Regions from separate parts of the Homo sapiens genome. Here regions 2, 3, 4, 5 and 6 are each linked to region 1. The links are chromatin loops, found by intact Hi-C in ENCODE. Cell type or tissue: endothelial cell of umbilical vein. All regions are shown on one strand.

The links. A loop is a pair of places that touch in the nucleus more often than their neighbours do. Peaks named below come from ENCODE experiments on the same cell type or tissue, not always from the same donor. Only the 100,000 strongest peaks of a DNase experiment are listed, where the experiment ranks them.
Region 2: a loop joins it to region 1, with 5 times the contacts of the local background. A loop is called at or near these places in 13 of 110 quality-filtered maps.
Region 3: it touches region 1 in a loop (9-fold over the local background); 58 of 110 quality-filtered maps call a loop at or near these places.
Region 4: it touches region 1 in a loop (19-fold over the local background); 107 of 110 quality-filtered maps call a loop at or near these places.
Region 5: a loop joins it to region 1, with 9 times the contacts of the local background. A loop is called at or near these places in 11 of 110 quality-filtered maps.
Region 6: a loop joins it to region 1, with 10 times the contacts of the local background. A loop is called at or near these places in 8 of 110 quality-filtered maps.

What each region holds. Positions count from the first base shown.
Region 1 is chr10:6,399,986-6,403,985 of GRCh38, forward strand. LOC124902370 (a long non-coding RNA gene) reads right to left here. Exons shown (of 2, transcript XR_007062044.1): 2 at 1-1,816. It also overlaps a transcript of PRKCQ not described here. Among named protein-coding and RNA genes, the nearest start is that of LINC02656, 52 kb to the left of the region's middle. In endothelial cell of umbilical vein, a CTCF peak has its summit at 2,006 (motif pointing left); a DNase peak (open chromatin) is centred at 1,816; H3K4me3 peaks cover 344 bases; H3K27ac peaks cover 538 bases; H3K27me3 peaks cover 196 bases.
Region 2 is chr10:6,273,693-6,277,692 of GRCh38, forward strand. It overlaps a transcript of PFKFB3 not described here. Among named protein-coding and RNA genes, the nearest start is that of LINC02649, 51 kb to the right of the region's middle. RefSeq lists enhancers at 1,303-1,412, 1,563-2,002. In endothelial cell of umbilical vein, no CTCF peak of the experiment used is centred here; a DNase peak (open chromatin) is centred at 1,769; H3K4me3 peaks cover 325 bases; H3K27ac peaks cover 1,672 bases.
Region 3 is chr10:6,012,438-6,016,437 of GRCh38, forward strand. IL2RA (interleukin 2 receptor subunit alpha) reads right to left here. Exons shown (of 8, transcript NM_000417.3): 8 at 1-459. The coding sequence ends at 435. It overlaps LOC124902368 (a long non-coding RNA gene), which reads left to right and starts at 3,021. Exons shown (of 3, transcript XR_007062042.1): 1 at 3,021-3,094; 2 at 3,827-3,895. In endothelial cell of umbilical vein, a CTCF peak has its summit at 1,895 (motif pointing right); a DNase peak (open chromatin) is centred at 1,914; H3K27me3 peaks cover 36 bases.
Region 4 is chr10:6,107,345-6,111,344 of GRCh38, forward strand. RBM17 (RNA binding motif protein 17) reads left to right here. Exons shown (of 12, transcript NM_032905.5): 6 at 1,342-1,398; 7 at 2,642-2,783. Among named protein-coding and RNA genes, the nearest start is that of RBM17, 20 kb to the left of the region's middle. RefSeq lists an enhancer at 466-1,161. In endothelial cell of umbilical vein, a CTCF peak has its summit at 1,766 (motif pointing right); a DNase peak (open chromatin) is centred at 1,797.
Region 5 is chr10:6,149,510-6,153,509 of GRCh38, forward strand. MIR3155A (microRNA 3155a) reads left to right here and starts at 2,687; the gene lies at 2,687-2,768. It overlaps MIR3155B (microRNA 3155b), which reads right to left and starts at 2,753; the gene lies at 2,698-2,753. It also overlaps a transcript of PFKFB3 not described here and the pseudogene RN7SKP78. RefSeq lists an enhancer at 2,057-2,106. In endothelial cell of umbilical vein, a CTCF peak has its summit at 2,102 (motif pointing left); a DNase peak (open chromatin) is centred at 2,122; H3K4me3 peaks cover 220 bases; H3K27ac peaks cover 519 bases.
Region 6 is chr10:6,237,012-6,241,011 of GRCh38, forward strand. It overlaps a transcript of PFKFB3 not described here. Among named protein-coding and RNA genes, the nearest start is that of PFKFB3, 36 kb to the left of the region's middle. In endothelial cell of umbilical vein, no CTCF peak of the experiment used is centred here; a DNase peak (open chromatin) is centred at 2,420; H3K27ac peaks cover 1,609 bases.

The sequences.
Region 1 (4,000 bases):
CTTCTGTGCCACTGATGGATTTGAATGAATTTGAACATGCTGCACGGTTTGACGCACGTCAGAACTGAAAGAGAAGGCAGAGTCCAGGTGAAGAGCAGGAACGTGGCCAGATTGCCCAAGTTAGAATGGGGCTCTGTTACTAGCCAGCTGGAGATGTCGGCTGCTGACTTGGTGTTCTCTACCTGAGTTTCCTCATTCAACACTGAATCCCCCGGCTCTGCCCTTCTTTCATCTGTAGCCCCAGTACCTTTTAGCAAACTATGTAATTTACTTGTTTGCTATGTTTGTGATTTACTGTCTGTCTTCCTCATCTCCTGCTCTGAAAGGACAGACATCTTGCTTGTTGTGTTTTGATGCATTCCAAGATTCTGGAAGACTTGGAAGACAGCAGGTGGTCCATACACATTTGTTGAATGTGAGTAGTCACAGTACCAACCTCGCTGTGTTGTTATGCAGGTGAGATGACTTAATACTGTCATATACGCAGGGCAGTCCCAGCCCTGAGCAGTGTGCCCTGAACTATATTTCAACACACAGCGAGAGCTGGATCTCTCGAGCAATCCCACGTCCCGTGTCTCGGCAGGCCCAGGACAGTTCTGCTTTTAACCTGTTTCCTGGAGTAATTGCTAACAGTGCTTCCTTTCAGAAAAAAAAAAAAAAAGGCTCATTTTAGCTAGTAAATTATATGGTTTGGCTACATGTAAGTGTTTTTACTCATTCATTTAAGAAACTGAAAAAAAAAAAAAAAATCTGCCAGCTGGCATGCACCTACAGTCCTGGGTGCTCGGCAGGCTGAGGTGGGACGATGCTTGAGCCCAGGGGTTCAAATCTAGCCTGGGCGACATAGAAAGACCCCACTTCTACAAAAAGCAGAAGAAAGAAAGAAAAAATATTGAATGGGTACCATGTTAGATGCTAAGAACAACGACCATAGTTCGTTCCCTTTTAGAGCTTACTGTCTTCTGGAGAACTTGCAAAATTAAATAATTCAAATTTAAAACTGTTGGAACTTTATTCTGAGCCTTGAGAGAAATGGACTGAGTCACATAGCATGCCGTTGCAACTTCTGCTTTTTCCCGTAAACGATTAGGAATGACCGAGTAGCACCAGAAATAAGACCCTCTGAGTGGTGACCCCTCAGAACATTACTCTTGTCCTCACAGAACATTACAGCCATCTTCCATGGAATGGAGCAAGCCACCCTAATCAAATCGCTATGACATGTATCTAGCCTTGCACGGAAAACATTGCAACCTGCCGAAACCATCTCTACCTATGTAAGCACAGCCTTAGCTTCCCCACTTTAGAGCATGTCCCTTTGGGGTCTGTGTTTTCCGGGTGACCGTTCTCAAGCTCTGTACTCAAATAAACCCCATACTTCATCATATTTTCTGTATCACCTTATTTAAGGTCAACAAACTTTAAGGACATAATTAAGTAGACAACCTCATGACTTGAACACATGGTTAATAGTAATAATTGGATTGACATCCATATAGTTCTCCTCTGTTTTAGGAGAGGGCTGGTTTTTTTTTTTTAAATATTGATCCATTTTCGTGCTTTGTATAGTAACCCAATGAGGTAGAAGTGATTACCGCCACCCTTTTACTGATTACAACACCTGGGGTTCTGAGCGCCAGCCACTTGGTGAGGATTGCGGGGCCAGGGCACTCTGGTCCCAAAGCTCTGATTCCCACGGGCTTTCCTGCTGAGTCACGCTGTCTGCTGGGAGCTGTTGACCCGCCGTCTCTTTCTCTGACTTCCACCCGATAATTCTACATGGCTCTGCAATAAGCAGCTTTTTTCTTATTATTTCCTACAAATACATAGGTTACACTCTGATTAAAGGCAGAATACACATCTTGAATTAAGGGGAAGGCTGAAGCCTGGAATTCTTCCCATCTCTAATCCTGCCTGGTCACTGAAGTTCCTGAGTCCTCAGCTCAGGTCTGAGGCAGCCCTGCCCAGCAGGGACGGAAACTGCAGCTTTTTCATGTTCCTCTGCCTCCCTCTAGTGACTCAAGTCCAAAATAGTGCGGCTGGGAACTATTGGAAGAACACAGACGCTGCAAAGAAGCTGGAAACCATCATTCTCGGCAAACTAACACAAGAACAGAAAACCAAACACCGCATGTTCTCACTCATAAGTGGGAGTTGAACAATGAGAACGCATGGACGCAGGGAGGGGAACATCACACACCGGGGCCTGTTGGGGGATTGGGGACTAGGGGAGGGATAGCATTAGGAGAAATACCTAATGTTGATGGGTGCAGGAGACCACCATGGCACGTGCATACCTATGTAACAAAACTGCGTGTTCTGCACATCTACCCCAGAACTTAAACTATAATTTTAAAAAACCCCAAAAGAGTGCAATTTCAATGCCAAAAAAAAAAAAAAAAAAAAAAGCTGAGCTTCATCTATTCCTTCCGCTCTTTCCTCCCTCACGCCTACCATGTGTGAAGCACTGTACCCAACATGAAGGACACAGACAGAAAAGCCTGACTCCGCATCTCCCTGCTCGGGTTGCCTTGGCAACTTCTCCGTGTACCCAAAGAAGCAAAGGGGACTTAACAATTTCAAAGAAGAGTGGCAGTAACTACTTTTTCTGTTCCGAGCTTTCTTGTATAAAGTGAAGCACTGTGTGGCCTTTAAGAGTTCTATTAAGGGCCGGGCAGGGTGGCTCATGCCCGTAAATCCCAGCACTTGAGGTCAAGAGTTCGAGACCAGCCTGGCTAACATGGCAAAACCCCGTTTCTACTAAAAGTACAAAAATTAGCCAAGTGTGGTCGTGGGCACCTGTAGTCCCAGCTACTTTGGAGGCTGAGACAGGAGAATCACTTGAATCCAGGAGGTGGAGGTTGCAGTGAGCTGAGATTGTGTCACTGCACTCTAGCCTGGGCAACAGAATGAGACTCTGTCTCAAAACCAAATAGAAACAAAAAGAATTCCATGAAGGGAATTAGGACCACTTTTTAATTCAGTGTCTGCACACTATCTCCTGACCACCTGGCTGCTGCTTTTCCTCCCTGCTTCCTGTCCTCCCTTCCTCTCTACCTTGCTCTACTCTCCTATCCCTTCACTGGTGCTCCTTTTGTGTTTTATCTCCTCTGCCAATCAACATGCAGGGCAAGGAAGCCAGGCATAGCACCGGGCACTGGCCGGCCCTGCTGGTCGCTCTCATGCCTGAAGCTCTGTGCTAAAACACCTAGTTTCCGGCAATGTGCAGACGGTGGACACTCAGAGGTGGGGTGCGGCAGGATTCAGACTTCTCAAGGACACCATAGTGTGGCAAACACTAAGGAGTTCGCTGCCAGTGTCTTAGTCGGAGTAGGGCAAGGCTATGGAGTAGGGTCCCTTCTATTTGGAAAAGAGAAAAGTGCTTCTGATGTTATTTTTATATAATGATCCAGGCAGCTTGGTTTGACCATCCAACACCTGCAGAGCCCAGCTCAGCATTCATGTCTTCATTCCCCTCTGCTATCTCTGGGGCATATCCAGTGTCCCTGAACCGTGAGTTCCCGGCTCACTCTCAGGTTTCTGCCGACTTTGGTGGGTCTAAGATGAGACCTTTGGTAACCACAGAAACAAAGCTTCTCCCCATGCTCATGGCCTGAGGAAGCTTTGGAAAGGTGTTATATGGATGTTTCAAATGCTGTGTCAGACCATTTTAATCTACGCACCTCTTATTATTGTGTCTGAGCACAATGTATTGCAATCCAGTGTTTATCTCTCCTATTGAAATGGAGACAGCTAAAGGGTCTGCATGATGCTAACTGAATTTTGTATTCCCAGTGCCTAAGACATAGTTGGTGCTCGATAATTGTTTGTTTCAGGGATAAATGAATGAAAAAAAAAATGAATGAGTAATCATTAGCCTCAGCAATACTTTGTTCCCAAAGTCACACACACACTCATTTATTTCCTCCTAAGAACAGATGCTAGGCCAACAGGTCTTCATGATTTTACAATCTCTATGGTGACAGATAAGACATTAGGG
Region 2 (4,000 bases), 130 kb before region 1:
TTAGGATGGGCCTTAATCCAGTATGGCTGATGTCCTTATAAAAAAGGGAAATTTGGAGACAGGCACATGCAGAGAGAAGGTGATGAGAAGAGGGAGTGAAGACAGCTGACTACAGGTCAAGGACAGACACCTGGATAGCTCCTTCCCGCAGCCTCAAAGGACCCAGTCCTGCCGACACCTTGATCTTGGACTCCCACCTTCCAGAATCAGGAGAAAATAAATTTTTGTTGTGGGCCGGTGCGACAGCTCATTCCCATAATCTCAGCACTTTGGGAAGCTGAGGCAGGAGGATCACTTGAGCCCAGGAGACTGAGACCAGCCTGGGCAGCATGGGGAGACCTGTCTCTACAAAAAATAAAATAGCTGAGCCTGGTGGCACTTACCTGTGGTCCCAGTTAGTTGGAAGGCTGAAGGGGAAGACCGCTTGAGCCCAGGAGGTCAAGGCTGCAGTGGGCTATGATTGCAGCACTGTACTCCAGCCTAGGTGACAGAGCGAGATCCTATCTCTAAAAAAAAAAAAAATTAAAAAACTGTTGTGTAAGTCCCTCCATCTGAAGTACTTTGTTGCGACATCCTCAGCACACTAATACAGTGTACTGAAGCTTTTTTGTGTGTGCTGTAGCCCCTCTGGTCCTCCAGGGTTGATCCTGAGCCCCTTCTTAGAATAATGTTTACATTTAAAAAATAACACACTTTGGATTACGAAGGAGAGAACTCTTGAAATACTGATATCAAAATGCCAAATATAAACATTTACGATGTAGAAATATATGTACCACTTTAATAATGCATTCAATAGTGGCAAGTCTGAAAACAACCGTAATTTCACAGTAGAGATGAAGGGTAAATACTCTTTCAAGACATCTGCAACAGGCTGGGTGTGGTGGCTCATGCCTGTAACCCCAGCACTTTGGGAGGCTGATGTAGGAGAATTGCTTAAGCCCGGAAGTTTGAGACTAGCCAGGGCAACATAGTGAGACCCCATCTAAAAAGAATTAGCTGGGTGTGGTGGCACACGCCTATAGTCCGAGCAACTTGGAGGCTGAGGTGGGAGGATCCCTCGAGCCCGGGTGGTCGAGGTTGCAGTGAGCTGTGATGGTACCACTGCACTCCAGGTTGGGTGACAGAGCCAGACTCTGTCTCAAAAAAAAAACAAAAAACAAAACTGCAATAACCATCATGTGCCATGAACATATTATGATTTTTACTGGTGACCGACACAGAGGCTGCTCATGTGGTATGCTGCCTATCTTCATAATGAAAATGCTAAATATTAGTTCCTGGCTAGTGGAGGAAAAGATTTTTTTTCCCACCCAAGTTTACATATTCTTGAATTTGATCTGTTCCTGGACTGGGTGGTGTCCACTAGGGGACTTTTGGGGTCTGTGGTTAGGCGACTCTGGGTGGATTGTCCCATGAGGCTGATGCCTCTTGCTCTTTGCTTAAGACTCAGTGACCCTTCGGCACTTGGGGGCCTTGTGCCAGGGGCAGGTGGTCACGGCCCCGCCCCTCTGTTGTCATGGCGACAAACCGATGTGGCCTCTGGAAGCTGCTCCCTTCTCTGTCCTCTTCCAGAGCCTTGCCGTGGCTCCGGTAGATTTCTCTGCATAGCTTGTCTGTGACTCGGCGAAGGAGGTGTGTGGAGAAGGTGCCAGTTCCCTCAGCGGAGCCACCCTCGGGGCCTGCGCCTGACTCAGACAGGAAGTAGCTGACACTCCATGCCAGGAAGTAGCTGACACTGCATGCCGGGAACGCTGTCCCCAGCCTTGTGATGGAGTCAGGCCTCTGCCGGTGACTCACCGCCATCACCCAGGCGCTGCTCTTGCTGGGAATTTTCTCATGAGCTCATCTGGGCAGTGCAAAGAACCACACAATTGTTCCCCACACGCGTTCTTATTGTGCAAAAGGGAAACCTTGGTTTGGATCTTGTGGGTTTTTTTCTTTTTTTGAGATGGAGTCACGTTCTGTCACCCAGGCTGGAGTGTAGTGGTGCGATCTTGGCTCACTGCAACCTCCGCTTCCCGGGATTCTCCTGCCTCAGCCTCCTGAGTAGCTGGGATTACAGGCATGGGCCACCACGCCCGGCTAATTTTTGTATTTTTCATAGAGAGGATTACATCATCAAGAATGAAACATTTTTTTTTTAATGGCTTAAGGGGTATATGGCTCTTCAAATACACGCAGGGGTTATGCTTTCTCCATGTGGAGGGTGGTGCTCCCTCTGCAGCCCACCCATTCGGAGACAGGCTTTCTTCATGCTGGAGTATCTCATTCCTCGAAATATGCTTGCTATTTCATGCTTGAAATCAAGATGTCTCCCAATTCATGGCACCTTGTATTTGACAAATAGACTGCGTAAAGACAGAGTCTGTCTTTAGGGAATGAGAGGATTTTTGGTAAAAACAGAACCAAAACTTCTACTGACCCAAGAGAAGGCTTTGTTTGCTTGGAGTGGATTATCAGCCAAATGCTATCTTTATTTTGTGGGATTTTGGCCTTTGAATCAGGTTCATGGGTGGCATGCTATAGAAATAGGATAACAAATGGGATAATTCTTCAAACAGAAACATGGCCTAGAATGGGAGGGGTTGTTGTTTATTTATATGTATGTGTCATAAAAATATTTTAGATCATAACTTAGCAAATGTATGAAAGTGGAAAATGTGTTTATGGATCTATTTCATAAAAGGGCCATGCTTCAGAAAAAAAAAAAATCCCAAGAAACAAACCAAAAAATGCCAAAAAGAGAAATCTCTGTATGGGAGACTATCATTTAGCTGCAGACAGGATAGTTACAGATTAATTGCTGGCCTTATCTAACTACTAGCTACAATAACTCCAATTTGGGGTCGGCCAAGTACCAATGAACTTCGCTTTCTCTGGGCAACAGCTGAGATGTTGCAGCTGCAAGTGGGGTTAAATAGCCTCCAATAAAGGAAAAAACTTGAGGAGTAATTCAATTAAAAAAAAATTGACATAATTATAGATTCAAGGATGATGCAAACAAAAAGTGTGCAGGAAGGTCCTTGTCCCCTTCCCTCAGTTTCTCCCAATGTGACATCTTACATAGCTACAGTACAATATCACAACCATGATATTGAGATTGGGTCACAGAACCTACCTAGATTTCCCATTTTATATGTATTTGTGTGTGTGTGTGTGTGTGTGTGTGTGTAGTTGTAGGCAGGTTTATCACATGTGTGGATTCTTATAACCATCACCCAAATCAAGATATATCTTGATTTTGCTCCATCACCAGGAGGCTCCCTCATGCTACCCCTCTAGAGCCTCAAGTCACCTTCCCTCCTTTCTCCTCCCCACCTGCTGGCAACCACTAACCTGTTCCCCATTGCTGTAATTTTGTCATTTCAGAATGTTGCATAAATGGAATCATATTGTATGTGATACAGTTTGGATCTGTGTCCCCGCCCAGATCTCATGTTGAAATGTAATCCCCAGTGCTGCAGGTGGGGCCTGGTAGAAGGTGATTGGATCATGGGGATGGTTTCTTTTTCTTTCTTTCTTTCTTTTTTCTTTTTCTTTTCTTTTCTTTTTTTTTGAGACAGAGTATCGCTCTTTCACCCAGGCTGGAGTGCAGTGGCGCGATCTGGACTCACTGCAACCTCCGCCTCCTGGGTTCCAGCGATTCTCCTGAGTAGCTGGGATTACAGGTGCACACCAACACGCCCAGCTAATTTTTGTATTTTTAGTAGAGACAGGGTTTCACCATGTTGGCCAGGCTGGTCTTGAACTCCTGTCCTCAAGTGATCCACCTGCCTTGGCCTCCCGAAGTGCTGGGATTACAGGTGTGAGCCACCACACCCGGCCGTGGGGGTGGTTTCTAATGGTTTACATCATTTCCCTTGTGCTGTGCTCACAACAGAGTTCTTGCAAGATCTGTCTGTTTAAAAGTGTGTGGCATATCCCTGCCCCCGCACCTCCCTCCTGCTCTGGCCATGTAAGATGTGCCTGCTTCCCCTTTGCCTTCTGCCATGATTGT
Region 3 (4,000 bases), 390 kb before region 1:
TGTTGTGTATTTACGTTAGTGCTGGGGCTTTCCTTGGGACTCCTGAACTGGGAAGTTGGAATGAGATGAATGTAAACCTACTTTTCTTTATACTACATATAGGGTGGAGAGAGTTCCATACCATTCATGCTTTAATGAACACATATACATGAAAATAAGATGGAGAGTTCTAGTGGTTTTGCCCTTCCTCTTCAACGGCGAAATTGCTATTTAGAAGTGGGTAGCGCTCGCTCTCTGATGGGACTGAGCTGGCATAGAGACAAGGTTGCCACTGCCCCGTGTCCTGTGATGTGACTTCAGAGCTTCCAAAACGCAGGCAAGCACAACGGATGTCTCCTGGGCGACCATTTAGCACCTTTGATTTCACTTGGGCTTCATGACTTCTGTTGTCTGTTCCCGGCTTCTTACCAAGAAATTCTTGTTCTTTTGGTTTTCTAGATTGTTCTTCTACTCTTCCTCCTGTAGTGGTGTAACAAAGTCACGGTCATATGTGTAACACGGCACCAAAAAAATGTGGTCCTCACTCTAAACCAGTGCACACGCCACCATGCCTGGCTAATTTTTGTATTTTTAGTAGAGATGGGGTTTTGCTATGTTGGCCAGGCTGGTCTCGAACTCCTGACCTTGTGATCTGCCTGCCTCGGCCTTCCAAAGTGCTGGGATTACAGGTGTGAGCCACTGTGCCTGGCCTAAGTTTTTATATGGCAGACAATAGCTGTGGAACAGGAATAATAAACAGCAACTAACTGTGCTAAATGATGTGCATGCAGTAAAGCACTTGGTTTCTAGCCAGCACTGTGCTATAGAACTTTCTGAGATGATGGAAATCTTTTGCAGTTGTGCTGTCCGATAACACAGACACCTGTGGCTAGGGAACGCTTGAAATGTGGCTAGTGCAACCGAGGAACTGAATTTTTAATTGTATTTAATTTATTTGAGTTTAAATACACTTAAGTATCCACAGGTGGCTAGTGGCTACTGTATTGGACAATACGGTCTTAGCCTTTTCCCAGTTCTTATTTGGCTCATGGGAATTTCTAATTACTCCCTACTTTGCACAGAGTTCCCATAGCACAAGACTCCAAGCAGAGGTGTGCTGGTGATGTTTAACAAGCAGCTCTCTGATGACGGTTGCCTGTCTTCCCTGGTGTCAATCCTCCCTCCACACACAGCTTCCAGCTGGCAATGTGACATCACTGATCACGCGGTTGGGAAGAGATGCGCGGTAGCCACCGTCAAACGGTATTTCCACCATGCGGACACAATAGATGTAAACCACCCAGCGAACAAAGATAACAGTAAAAGGTAGCAAATAATTAGGAAGTGATCAGTTGTAAGTAATTCTTGCCTTTGTTTTTAATATAATTTATTAAATTGTAAATTTAAATATTTTAATTTTTTTTTTTTTTTTTGAGACAGCGTCTCAATCTGTCACCCAGGCTGCAGTGCAGTGGCATGGTCACAGCTCACTGCAATCTTGAACTGCTGGACTCAAGGGATTCTCCCACCTCGCCCTTACCAGTAGCTGGGACTACAGGTATGTGCCACCTCGCCTAGCTAAGTTTAAAATGTTTTTGTAGAGACAAGGTCTCACTTTGTTGCCCAGGCTGGTCTCAAGCGAGCCTCTCACCTTAGTCTCCCGAAGTGCAGGAATTACAGGCAGGAGCTACTGCTCCCAGCCTAAATACTTTAATTTTCCATAATGGCTATGCTTAAAAACCAGTTTGCAGAAGTCCCGAAAATTTAACCGCTGGCTCTCACAAGCCACTGTGAGCCTTCTGTAGCACATCACGGGCTCCTGGTCATTGCCCGAAACAAACAAAAAATATTTCCCCAACCAAAACTCTCTGGCTGGGCTACAGTGATCTTTCGGTAATTCAAATGCAGCATTTCTGTTGCCACAAGAGGGCACCATGGGTTGATATCAGATTCTAGGAAGGCTTTTGGACAAACTGACTAGAGGGGTCATTTCTAGATGTATGTTTGAGTCTCCCCAAAGATTGTAGTTCTGGGAGACCTTGTGGGAACTCACATAGGTTCACACAGTTATTTGTTTCACAACATAAACACTGAACCATTCCTACTTCCAAATAGCTTTGTCCTCTGGGCCCGAAGGCTTTTGATCTTCAAACTAACAAATGAAAAAAATCCTTGCAAGGTGTTAAGGCTTGTCAGGTGTTCAGCCTGAGGAAGGAGAGGATGCAAGTACTGAGTACACGTACAACATGTCAGCCACGTCACATCCTTCCCCTCCTGGAAGCCTAAAATGACACCTTAGGAGTCAGCTAACCCCTTAGAGAAACTGGTAGACTGCCGGGTATATGAATCATTCCTGCTACAATAACCCTAGGGGGCTTATCATTTGCACTGCAGTAATTTATACTTTTTAATTCCCATGAGGAAAATTAGGAGTATGTTATGGACCTGATGACCCATATAAGAAGGGAAGAGATATTTTATTTTTCTCTCTGGCTGGGCTAAGGGCTTTGGTTTTGGGGGAGTGGATCTGTATTTTCTCAGGGTCTTACTGTGGAGTTTGTATCAGGGTTGGCCAGAGTGGATGCTGGCAGGGGTCAGGGAGGCCCTGGATAATCAAGAGAGAGACAGAGGGAGTTTCTAGAGTTTACTTTTTCTTTTTCTTTCTTTTCTTTTTTCTTTCTTTCTTTTTTTTTTTAAACAGAGTCTTGCTGTGTCACCCAGGGTGGAGTGCAGTGGTACGATCTCAGCTCACTGCAGCCTCTGCCTCCTGGGTTCAAGCGATTCTCCTGCATCAGCCTCCCGAGTAGCTAAGATTATAGGTGCGCACCATGACAGCCAGCTAATTTTTGTATTTTTAGAAGAGACAGGGTTTCTCCATGTTGGCCAGGCTGGTCTCAAACTCCTGACCTCAAGTAATCCGCCTGCCTCGGCCTCCCAAAGTGCTGGGATTACAAGCGTGAGTCTGGCCAGCTTCCCTGATTCTTAATGCTGTTAGCCTAGTGCGGTGATCCTCAGAGTCTGCTCCCTGGAACGGCAGCGTCAGTATCACCTGGGAACCTGATAGAAATACAGATTCCTGGACCTAAGCAAGACGACTGCGTCAGAAACTCCACAGGTGGGACCCAGCAATCTGTGCTTTAACAAGGCCTCCAGATGATTCTTTCAACAAATGTTTTTAAGTTGACACATAATAGTTATATATATTTATGAGGTATGTAGGGATGCTTTGATACCTACAAGGTACAGTGATCAGATCATGGTATTTAGCATATCCATCATCTCAAACATTTATCGTTTCTTTATGTTCCTACAGATGATTCTGGTGCTAGTTCAAGTTTGAAAACCAATGGCCGGGTGTAGGGTTGTCAAACCTGGATGCATATGTATTAGATACATCTGAGGGGCTTTAAAACGTACGACTATCCCAGACATAAAAGGCCACGTGATTCCATTTACACGAAATGTCCAGAATAGGCAAATCCATAGAGACGGAACATAGAGTGGTGGTTTCCCGGGGCTGGGGAGAATGGGGAACTTGGCAGTGTGGGGCTTCTCTTGGGAATGATGGAAGTATTCTGGAATCAGTGGGGATGGCTGTACAACATTGCAAACATACTAAATACCACTTACTGTGGTTTGAATACATCCCCCAGAGCTCAGGTGTTGGAAACTTAATCCCTAATCCAGCAATGTTGACAGGTGAGATCTTGAAGAGGTGATCAGGTCGCGAGGGCTCTGCCTCATGAATGGATTAATGTTGTTATTGCAGGAGTGGGTTTGTGATAAAAGCTGAGTTCAGCCCCTCCTGCTGTCTCTCACTCTCTTGCCCTTCTGCCTTCTGCCACAGGATGACGTAGCACAAACGCCCTTGATACATGGGGGCCCCTCGACCTCAGACTTCCCAGCCTCCAGAATGGTAAGAAATCTCTGTTCTTTATAAGTTATAAATCTCTGTTCTTTATAAATCTCTGTTCTTTATAAGTTACCCAGTCTCAGGCATTCTGTTACAGTAGCACAAAAT
Region 4 (4,000 bases), 290 kb before region 1:
TTTTTACATTTTTAGTAGAGACAGGGTTTCACCATGTTTGCCAGGCTGGTCTCAAACTCCTGACGTCAAGTGATCCACCCACCTCAGCCTCCCAAAGTCCTGGGATTACAGGTATGAGCCACTGCACCCGGCCTCTTTTTTTTTTTTTTTTTTTTTGGAGACACTCTTGCTCTGTTGCCCAGGCTGGAGTGCAGTGGCGCCATCTCGGCTCACTGCAACCTCCATCTCCTAGTTTCAAATGATTCTTCTGCCTCAGCCTCCCAAGTAGCTGGGATTACAGGTGTGTGCCACCATGCCCAGCTGATTTTTGCATTTTTAGTAGAGATGGGGTTTCACCATGTTGATCAGGCTGGTCTCAAACTCCTAGCCTCAAGTGATTTGCCTGCCTCAGCCTCTCAAAGTGCTGGGATTACAGGAGTGAACCACTGCGTCCAGCCAGAATAATTTCTTTTGTCAAACATTTTGTGCTGATGCAGCATGACTTTGTAATCAATTTTTAAAGTTTTACATTTTGTTTTTATTTCATTGTTGATTAAGCCATAATACATATGTATTATGTAATATTATGTATACGTAATCCATATATGTTAGGACTTATGCCTAATGCAAAATTCCTTGTGGTCTCCACTGATGTTCTCCTTCCAGTTGTCGGATACCAGATAAAAAGATCTGTCTTATCTCTTTTGGTTTGTTTGTGTTCACCATTCGTTGTCCAGGAAATACACCAGGAATAGTGACAACACGCAGCAGTTTCTTCAGGAGCCAGAAGGACCCACGCTTTCAAATATGTGTTTAGTTCCAGTGGTTTGCACACTGGAAAAGGAGCGTGCTGTGTGGTGGGGGAGATATGGCAACGCAGGGAGCTGGGTTTACTCCCTTTCTGTTGATTCACTCCCCTCTGATCATTCTCTTATTTGTAAACTGGATGCAGTAATATCTACTTCAGAGGTCTGTGAAGCCTGAACGAGGCCATGTGTATAAAGGGCCTAATGGGTATTGCTCTCGGTAAATAGTTACATTACTCTCTTTTTAAGTAACTGCTGGTTCTCTTGGTTGTATTGTTTTGCCTTAAAATTCATTTGCAGACTACATTGTGGGGCTCTTGAGTTCCTTTTATGAAGGAACAATTTTGCATATCTGAGGGAGTGTTGCCACTTTTCTACATTTTAAATCCTAGCATCAGAGGTTTGTTCATATGTAGCAGGAGGTCATCTGAAGTAGCAGGTCCTCCTTTTTTAGTTTTTTCTTAGGGGGGTGGGTGATAGATATATGGTGTGTCATAGTCGTTTGGGAGTCTGGCATCGGAAACCTCCTTTAATGCTTGGATTTGTGGTTTTGCAGGTATGGGCGGAGCTGCCATTGCCCCACCCACTTCTCTGGTAGAGAAAGACAAAGAGTGTAAGTAGATCTGTTTCTTCCTCTTTTATTCTGATACAGGTCTTTAACCCAACCATGGGGGATCTCAGCTTGGGCCCCCAGGTTTCCTGAGCGTAGAGGGAAACGGCCTGCAAGCCTGCCTGGCTCTGTCACCTGAGGCCGCACCTGGATCTCAGAATGCAGCGCCCTCCTGCAGAGAGAGACCTTTCTACGCCAGGCTCTGAGGCTTGGATTTCATGCAGTGGGATCCATCTCTTTTTTATGCAATTCACTTTGATTTCATTAACATTTCTTATTTGTTGTTAGATTCATTTGGAGTTAAAACAGCAGATCGTTACAGTTTTTTAACTCAGAGGTTTAGAGGCTGTTATATTCATGATCCTCCACAAGGTGGCAATGCCTTCCTTGATTAGATTTTTTCTTCCCGTTCCATTTCACTGCAGGTGGGTTTGCGTGTCATTGCGTTGCCAAAACACCCTCACCCACTGTTCCTTCTCGCAGTGATCTGCTCTAGAATTTGGGGGTTGGGACTGGACTTCTGAATATCATCTAGGTCATTTTCCCATTCTCTGGATTGGACCATACTTAAACTATCCCAAGCAGATATTCTCATTTATAGTACTTTTTAAAACTTGTTGAATTCTTTATCTTTTAAAGAAGATAATTTCTAAGATATTATGAAATACCTATTATGTGAAAACAACAGACAAACAATAAACCCCAATTGAAACTAGTCTCTGGGAGTGGGGCTCAGGCATCTGGATGGTCTTAAAGCGTCCTACTGACTTTCATCTAACTAGGGTTGAAGCCACCGCTCCAGTGCGTAGCCCCTAACCTCGGACACCTTTGTGGGCCATGAGCTGATGAGATAGTGAGGTCGGGGTCTAGACAGGTGCACCCAAGTTACTGCAGGAGTCAAAAGATGGCCAGATTGTATCTCCTTAGAACATACAGAACATCTTTCCGGCAAGAATATTCATTCAAGAAGATTTTAAAGGGTGAATAACATTTCAGTAAGATATAAAAAAGACGTTTGAGGAGATAGAAATAGCAAAAGGAAAGTTAGAATCAGGAAAGTAGCGTCCTCCCTCTGTGGTTTTAAAAAAAGTCGTATAAAGGCTGTAAAATTGATTTGGTGTTTTTCTCTCCTTGTGGTAAACCAAAAAGTAGGTTAAATTTGTTCAAGATAAATAATTGATACAAGTGAGGTTTCAGAGTGTTTTCTATAGTATTTTGGTGAGCCTACTTTATTTTTCTCCAATAGTACCCCGAGATTTTCCTTATGAAGAGGACTCAAGACCTCGATCACAGTCTTCCAAAGCAGCCATTCCTCCCCCAGTGTACGAGGAACAAGACAGACCGAGATCTCCAACCGGACCTAGCAACTCCTTCCTCGCTAACATGGGGTAATGATTTAATGTTCTTATCTAAGGACTTGAGAGACAGTGTGAAGCGTTGATAGCCCTTTCAATAGATGCAGCTTGTTTGAAACTGAGGACATTCAGGACCCTTGGTGTGTGCAGGTCACACGGTACCTGCCTCAATCGTGTGGAGCGTGTTCCAGTGTAATGATGGGGCTTGTTCAAAACAGCAACCTCCCAGTAGAAGTTTTGACTCATTTTGATGTTGAACATTATTTTCCTAGACAGGCACAGAACCTGATTAATGTTTACATTTGCCTTCATAACGTTTGCAAATAAAATAGCTCATATGAATCAGAGCTGACTTACTGTCTCCAAAGGGCAGGTGATACCTTTTTTTTCCTGATAAAGTGGGCCATTTGCTTTCAGGTCATGGTTCTAAACCTTTGGTCTAAAAAACTCGGGGTCATTCTAACTACAAGTTGACATGTTTGCCAGCATATAAAATTTGACTGTAAGGCTGACGCTCAGGTGGGGCTTGGGGATTTTTTTAAACTGTGCTGGGCTTGGCAAACATTTTGGTTAAGAGGATATTCTGTGTTGTTGACTTTGATCCTGTGAGACGGCTGTCCCATGAAGCAGTATCACATGAAGGCTTTGTTCTGTGCTGTGTTGCATCTGCTGGCTGCTGCCTGTAGCAGAAATGCAGCCGGTGAGACAGTGAGTGGGGTTGAAACTCACTAGTCTCCTTTCAAGTGCTCAGTGACCACATGCAAGTGGTGACGATGTTGGATGGTGCAGACATAGGACATGGCCGTGGCTGCAGGAAGCTTTGTGTACTGGAGGGTTGGACAGACATGAAGCTGGTTTTGTTTTGTTTTGTTTTGTTTTCCCTGTTTATGATAAAAACTGACTTTTTAGCGAATTTGCTTTTAACCAGGAATTACATCTTTAACTTGTGCTTAGGAAAGATGCAAGATGGTACCATTCAGCAGTTTCTGGTCTTTTTAGCCCTAGAATAGCTTGTTCAAATGAAAATGTTAAGGGAATTAAATACAAGAAGTAATGTAGGTGCAGTTCCAGTTGAAGCGGGATTTTGTGGCTTAAGCCCTAAGCAGCAGTGGTCATGGGGTTGGGGTGCCCTTCAGACCCATGCTGCGCCTCAGAGCGCAGTGTGAGAGCCATTTGGTTGTTACAGAAAGCAGTGACTGAGAGTTGTGGGGTCCAGTTTCAGCTCTACCATTAACAGCTGTACAAATAAT
Region 5 (4,000 bases), 250 kb before region 1:
CCAGGAGGCAGAGGTTGCAGTGAGCCGAGATCGTGCCACTGCACTCCAGCCTGGGCGACAGAGTGAGACTCCCTCTCAAAAAAAAAAAAAAAAGATACAAAATGCACTGTGTGGGATGTGAGGGCAATCTGGCTGTGACATCTGTCACCCCAGTAATCGTCAGGGTTGATTTGGCTGATCTGGCTGGCTAGGTGGGTGTCCCCTTCCTCCCTCACCACTCCATGTGCGTCCCTCCCAAAGCTGTGTGCTCGGTCCAAGAGGATGACCATCCCCAATAGAGGAGGACTCATCTTCAGTCAAGGGTACACGAGTAGCTGCACTCCCCTGCTAGAACCTCCAAACAAGCTCTCAAAATGCACTGTGTGACCTTACTATAATATCCTCCAGTTCCATCCCAAGGATTTCACTCTTTTTTATGGCTGAGTAGTATTCCATGTTGTATATGTACATTTTCTGTATCCATTCATCTGTTGTTGGACACCTAGGTTGATTCCATGTCTTGGCCGTTGTGAATAGCGCTGCAATAAACTTGGGGTTTGGATGTCTCTTCACGCCTTTTAAGTTCATGCCTTTTCTGTCACCTTTTCCATTGATTCTATGCACATAGCACCTCTTGCAGGCATATCTTGTCCCATAACCAGACCGGAACACTCATTTGTTCTCAGAATGCTTTCTGCATGGTAACTTGGAGAGCTATTTGAGTTACGGTCTATACCTCATGCTTATATTGGACCTGGTGGTAGCAAGTGTTTCATAAATTCTTCTACTTGGTTAATCTGTCATTTTCTTTTGGAATGAGTAGTTGCAGAGCCACATTAAGATCCTTATAGGCCAGGCACGGTGGCTCATGCCTGTAACCCAGCACGTTGGACGGCTGAGTAAGGTCAGAGGATTACTTCAGACCAGGCGTTCGAGACCAGCCTGACCAACATGGTGAAACCCTGTCTCTACTAAAAATACAAAAATTAACTGGGCGTGGTGGTGGGCGCCTGTAATCCCAGCTACTCAGGAGACTGAGGCACGAGAATCACTTGAACCTAGGAGGCGGAGGTTGTGGTGAGCTGAAATCGTGGCCACTGCACTCCAGCCGGGGCGACAGAGCGAGACTGTCTCAAAAATAACAATAATAATAAATCCTTATAAACCCTAAATGCTGAAAGATGATGGCATTTCCCCATGCGTAATTTAAAATAAAGACAATACCCAGGCTGTGCGTGGTGGCTCACGCCTGTAATCCCAGCTCTTCGGGAGGCCGAGGCGAGTGGATCACTTGACGTCAGGAGTTTGAGACCAGCCTGACCAACATGGTGAAACCCCGTCTCTACTAAAAGTATGAACAATTAGCCAGGTATGGTGGCGGGCACCTGTAATTTCAGCTATTCCGGAGGCTGAGGCAGGAGAACCGCTTGAACCTGGGGGGGCGGAGATTGCAGTGAGCCAAGATCCTGCCACTGCACCCTGGCCTGGGCGACAGAGCCAAACTCAGTCTCAGAACAACAACAACAAAAAGCAAAAATTGCCTATCATTCATGACGGCAGGGGAAGAGTTCCAAGATTTCCAGCTGGGCGGTTGAGACGGTGGACCAGGACAGCAGGGAGACGGACACAGGGAGGGAGCCCCAGTCTGTGGAACACCATCCCACTTACCGTAGCTCCCCACTGGCAGTGTGTATGAGTCTTGGTGGTATCTTGTGTGCGGGTCTGAGCTAGGGGGCGTGGCCCCAGGAGCATCCAAGGTTCTGGTTGGGGCAGCCACAAGGTGTCTGAAGAGCAGCGGGGTTTGGTCGTCCTGGCACTTCCGCAAGCAGCCTTTCCAGCTGTAGCTCCGGAAGGTGCTCTGACATGACAGTTCAAAAACACACTTCCCCCTGGCCTGGGCTTCAACACTCACTTGTCAGAAAGTGAGGTCCTGTATGCCCCAGTCCTCGGCCAGAGAAGCAAGAAGCAGATTTCCCAGAGGCTGTGGCCCCTTGCATTGGTGAGGACACTGGGGTGCTACCTCTGTTTGAGGGGTGACTGACAACTGTGCTTTCTTAGGGTGGAGTTGGTCTGCTGTCGTGACTGTCTGCTTGAGATACTGACCCCTGGCGATCAGATTCTGGAAGTCCTCTCCTGAGGCTGCTGAAGTCGTCCCAGAGGCTTGTCCAGCCACAGCAGTGGAGAAAGATCCAATCAGGCAGGCAGGGGCAAACGGGAAGTCGGGAGGGTACCCTCCCCGCTCCCTGAGAAGTGTGGACTTTCAAAAGGAAGTGAGAAAGAGGAAGGTCTTGCCTAGGCATGGGGTAGACCTGTTTGATGCAGGCGGACTTCAGGGAAAGCTGGTCCTCAGTGCCACAGTGCTGTGGCTGTCGGGCGGCAGGCACTGGCTCACAGCCGTGGTGGGGACGCCTTGTTTCTCGGAAGGACAGAACCGCCCTCCTGCAGCTCCTGTTCCTGGCTTCACATTAGAATTAACTGGGGAGCTAAAAAAAAAAAAAACCTGATGCCCCAGAAATTCTGATTTGATAGTTTCTGCCTTGATGCCTAGACAAAAAATGTCCTGAAACAATACTTCACCTCAGACAATACTGTACATGCTGATGTTTTCTAGTCTGTTCCATTTCATTAAGAAAGATTCTGGTCTTATTCCAGTAAATTGATTTCAAGGCCACTAATGGGTGGTGACCCACACTTTTGAGATGCCTGTTCCGGGCATCACCTCCCACTGCAGAGCCTGGGGAGCCGGACAGCTCCCTTCCCAGGCTCTGCAGTGGGAACTGATGCCTGGAACAGTTCCTGCAGCCGGTCTCCAGTGTGATTCAGGTCCTGCGGCAAGTTCTAGGTGGTCCAAGTGAGGCAGAAGCCTTGCTGGAGGCTTTACCCGTCCACACTGCTGTGGAGCCTCTGAGCCTCCATGGAGGCTCCCCAAGCCAGGCAGCAGGGGAGGAAGCGTCTGGTAGGAGGGTGGAAGGCATCACGATAACTAGCCACCTGCAAGGGCTAAATCTCTCTGGGACGTTTGCACGAGGAACATTCCGAACCCATGAATAGAGGAGGGCTGCGGATCTGGTAGCTGAGGAAATTCAGTAGAAAAGCGAGAAATGTATGCCAGGTGCAGTGGCACACACCTGCAGCCCCAGCTACTTGGGAGGCTGAGGTGGGAGGATTGCTTGAGCCCAGGAGAGTGAGACCAGCCTGGGCAACATAGTGAGATCCTGTCCCTACAAATAAAAAATTAAAAAATTAGCTAGGTGTGGAGGCATGTGCCTGTAGTGCCAGCTACTTGGGAGGCTGAGGTGGGAGGATTGCCTGAGCCTGGGAAGTTGAGGCTGCAGTGAGCCTTGATCGTACCGCTGCACTCCAGCCCGGGCAACAGAAAGAGACCTTGTCTTTAAAAAAAGGAAGAAGAGGCTGGGCACGGTGGCTCACGCCTGTAATCCCAGCACTTTGGGAGGCTGAGGTGGGCAGATCACCTGAGCTCAGAAGTTCGAGACCAGCTTGATCAACATGGTGAAACCCCATCTCTACTAAAAATACAAAAAAATTAGCTGTGCATGGTGGTGGGTGTCTGTAATCCCAGCTACTCGGGAGGCTAAGGCAGGAGAATTGCTTGAACTGGAAGGCATTGAGCCAAGATCATGCCACTGCACTCCAGCCTGGGAGACACAGCGAGACTCTGTCTCAGAAAAAAGAAAGAAAGAAAGAAAGAAAGAAATAAGAACAGAGAAAAGCAAGAAATGTAATTGAAAGGCCGATGGGCTGCCCTGTCCTGCGGGTGCCTACCCTCATTTATGATGCAACTGAAGTCACTTCCATAAGCTCTTCGGTCCTTTCAGCAGTGCCCAGTAGGCCAGGGGCGGATGTAAGTGCAGAGGCTGCGGCAGTGAACAAAACAGACAAACCTCGGCCATGGAGCTTACATGTGAATGGGGTAAGCCTGTGTGGCTTGGTCCTTGGTAGATGCTTTGAGTGGCTGGTAGGAGGTCATGGTGACCTCCCTGGGTTGGTGAGCAGGTGAACG
Region 6 (4,000 bases), 160 kb before region 1:
CCCTTAGCTCCGGCCACACTGGCCTCCTGCAGGTCTTCGAACTTGCCAACGTGCACCCACCGCAGGGCCTTCGAGAGTGCCGCTCCCTCCCCTGGGAGGTCTCCCCAGCTATCCGGGGTTCTCCCCGACACTTCCTCCCCATCCCCATTCAGTTATCAAAGCCTATGCCAAAAAGGCCTCCCGTCTCCCGAGTCCCTGCACACCTTTCGCAGTGTGTGTTGAATGCCTTGCCCTCTGTCTCCTGAACCTGGGCCTAAGATCCCGGAGAGCAGGGCAGCTCCCTGTGCCCCGTCATCGTCCATACGGACCTGGCCCGCAGTGGGCTCTGTCACTAAATGGATAACCAGTGCTGGGGAGAAGACCCAGATGATGTGCTGGTGAAGAGTGAGGCGTTCATTCAGCTTGCAGAAGGAGGCTTAGGAAGGCTTTATAGAAGAAAGGAAATGTGAGCAAAGATGTCGTTGAAAGTAACTTTTTTTGAATTAAAAATATTGTATTAACAAAAATTCAAAGCCTTCTGTGAGTTTTCAAAATCTGAATTTCACAATACTTGTGAGTTCTAAAGTTTGTTTTTTGAGACAGGGTTTTGCTCTGTCTCCCAGGCTGGAGTGCAGAGGTGTGACAGCTCACTGCAACCTCCGTCTCCAGGGCTCAAGTCATCCTCCCACCTCTGCCTCCCGAGTAGCTGGGACTACAGGCATGTGCCACCACGCCCAACTAATTTTTGTATTTTTTGTCGAGATGAGGTTTCGCCATGTTGCCCAGGCTGGTCTTGAACTCCTGAGCTCAAGTGAACTGCCTGCCTTAACCTCCCAAAGTGCTGGGATTACAGACGTGTGCCACCACGCCCAGCTAAAGACTGTTTTATAAACTTCATTTTAAGCTCATATTTTGCAAGACAACATAAGTGGGTTTGGATTCAGTTGTTCTCGGTGTGTGAGCCGGTCTTTCCAGTCAATTCATTGATGGTCTAGACAATTTGTGAAGGCGCTGGTTTCAACCTACAGTTTCTGACATACTCCTAAGACCAGGTGAAAAGAAAACCCCCATAAAGACACCCGAATCGCCTCAAAATATGACACTTCAGCCCTTGGGACTAAAGAGGACCCCTGGCGCAGTCCCTGAGAAATGTCTTTGGAGAAATTTTTATTTATTTATTTATTATTTTTTTGAGACAGAGTTTGGCTCTGTTGCCCAGGCTGGAGTGCAGTGGTACAATCTCAGCTCGCTGCAACCTCCACCTCCCAGGTTCAAGTGATCCTCCTGCCTCAGCCTCCTGAGTAGCTGGGATTACAGGTGCATGCCACTAAGCCCGGCTAAGTTTTATATTTTTAGTAGAGACAGCATTTTGCCATGTTTGTCAGGCTGGTCTTGAACTCCTGAACTCGGGTGATCTACCTGCCTTGGCCTCCCAAAGTGCCGGGATTACAGGTGTGAGCCACTGAGCCTGGCTGAGGTGCCATCTCAAAAAAAAAAAAAAAAAAAAAAAAAGATGTGAAGGAATGCCATAGTTCTCAGACTTATTGGGAGAACTAAATCTTTTTTTTTTTTTAACTTTTATTTTAAGTTCAGAGGTACATGTGCAGGATGTATAGACTTGTTAAATAGGTAAACTTGTGTCATGGGGGTTGGTTGTACAGATTATCTCATCACCCAGGCAGTAAGCTAGTACCCATTAGTTATTTTTCCTGATCCTCTCCCTCCTCCCACCCACCACCCTCTGATAGGCCCCAGTGTGTGGTGTTCCCCTCTATGTGTCCATGTGTTCTCATTATTTAGCTCCCACTTAAATGTAAGAACATGTGGTATCTGGTTTTCTGTTCCTGCATTAGTTTGCTGAGGATAATGGCCTCCAGCTCCTTCTATGTCCCTGCAAAGGATAGGATCTCATTCCTTTTCATGGCTGTATAGTATTCCATGGTGTGTATGTACCACATTTTCTTTATCCAGTCTATCATTGATGGGCATTTGGGTTGATTCCATGTCTTTGCTATTGTGAGTAGTGCTGCAATGAACATACGCGTGCATGTGTCTTCATGGCGGAACAACTTGTATTCCTTTGGGTATATAGCCAGTAATGGGATTGCTGGGTCGGATGGTATTTCTGACTTTAGGGGTTGAGAATTGCCCCACTGGGGAAGATGAAATATGAATGAAACACGCCTGACAGTTCCTGGCACAGAGAGAGCACCGCTGTGGTAGTTATTCATCTGAGCATGCATGCCCGGCGTTTCAAATGCAAGGTAGATGCTATTATCCCCACCTTTCAGATATGGAACTGTAGTCAGGAGAGCTTAAGGACGCTGCTTGATTTTGCTCAGCCATAACTGAGATAAACCAGGTCTGTTAGACTCGCAGATGAGTCACATCACAGCCTAAGGGCTCCACAGACTGCCAGGATGCTCCTGCATGAGTCAGCAGATCACAGGAAAGGGAGTTGAGTCGCATATTAATTAGCAAGCAGGGTTTCCTGTCCCTGGGGCTGTGGAGAGGTTTGTCAGTGTCCAGACGAACAACAGATTTTCTGGAGTGGGTCATAACTCAAGATGCTCACATAACGTTGGGGACCAGATGTCCATTCTGTAAGGCTATGTGTTTTTCCCTCCCTACCTCTTCCAGACAGCATCTTTGGGGATTTCCTATTCCTGGAGAACATGAAGACTTTCTAATATTTTTTTTTGAGAGAGGGTCTTGCTCTGTTGCCCAGGCTGGAGTGCAGTGGCATGATGTCGATTCACTGCAGCCTTGAACTCCCGGGCTCAAGCCATTCTCCCACCTCAGCCTCCCGAGTAGCTGAGACTTCAGGTGTGCGCCACCACGCCTGGCTAATGTTTGTATTTTTAGTAGAGATGGGGTTTCACCATGTTGGCCAGGCTGATCTCGAACTCCTGGACTCAAGCGATCTGCCCCACTGGGCCTCCCAAAGTGGTGGGATTATAGGCATGAGCCACCGTGCCTGACAATGAAGAATTTCTGAGGGGTACATTTGCATAGATAATTTTAAGGGAATGTTTTCGGATCCCCAACTTCCACATTCACCCTTTTCTAAAACAGACTGAGAAGTTTGCTTACATTCACAATAGTCTTTTACTGCTTTGCAAACAATAGGCCAAGCTCCTATTTATCTCATGCTCAGTGCTAGGATGCAGGACGTTTGCAAGTTAGCATTCCTAGATTTCTTACATGTACAAGAAAGGGCTTAGACTAGATGGTTTTTGGAAAACTTTTTATTTTGAAATAATTTATTTTATGTAAGTAGGTATGTATTTTTGAGATGGAGTCTCGCTTTGTCCCCCAGGCTGGACTGCGGTGGCACTATCTCGGCTCACTGGAAACTCCGCCTCCTGGGTTCAAGCGATTCTTGTGTCTCAGCCTCCCTAGTAGGTGGGATTACAGGTGCCCGCCTCCACGCCCAGATAATTTTCGCATTTTTAGTAGAGATGGGGTTTCACTGTGTTGGCCAGGCTGATCTCGAACTCCAACCTCAGGTGATCCGCCCGCCTCAGCCTCACAATGTGCTGGGATTACAGACGTGAGCCGCCGCGCCTGGCCTGAAATAATTTTAGATTTACAGAAGAGTTGCAAAGACAGTACAGAGAGTTCCTGTCTATGTTTCACCCAGCTGCCCGTAATATAAACATCTTACAACAACATGGTACCCTTGTCAAAACTATGAGTTAACATGATTAGTACAGTACTAGTAACAAAACTACAGACTTCATTCAGGTCTCACCAGTTTTTCCACTAATGCCGTTTTTCTGTTTCAGCATCCAGAGTCCAGGGTGTCACCTTATCTCCTTAGACTCCTTCAATCTGTGACAATTTCTCACTCTTTCCTTTTTATTTTTATTACCTTGATGCTTTTGCAGAGTACTAGTCAGGTATGTTGTAGAATGTTCTTTTTTTTTTTTGAGACAGATTCTCACTCTGTTGCCCATGCTGGAGTGCAATGGCATGATCTCAGCTCACTGCAACCTCCATCTCCCAGGTTCAAGTGATT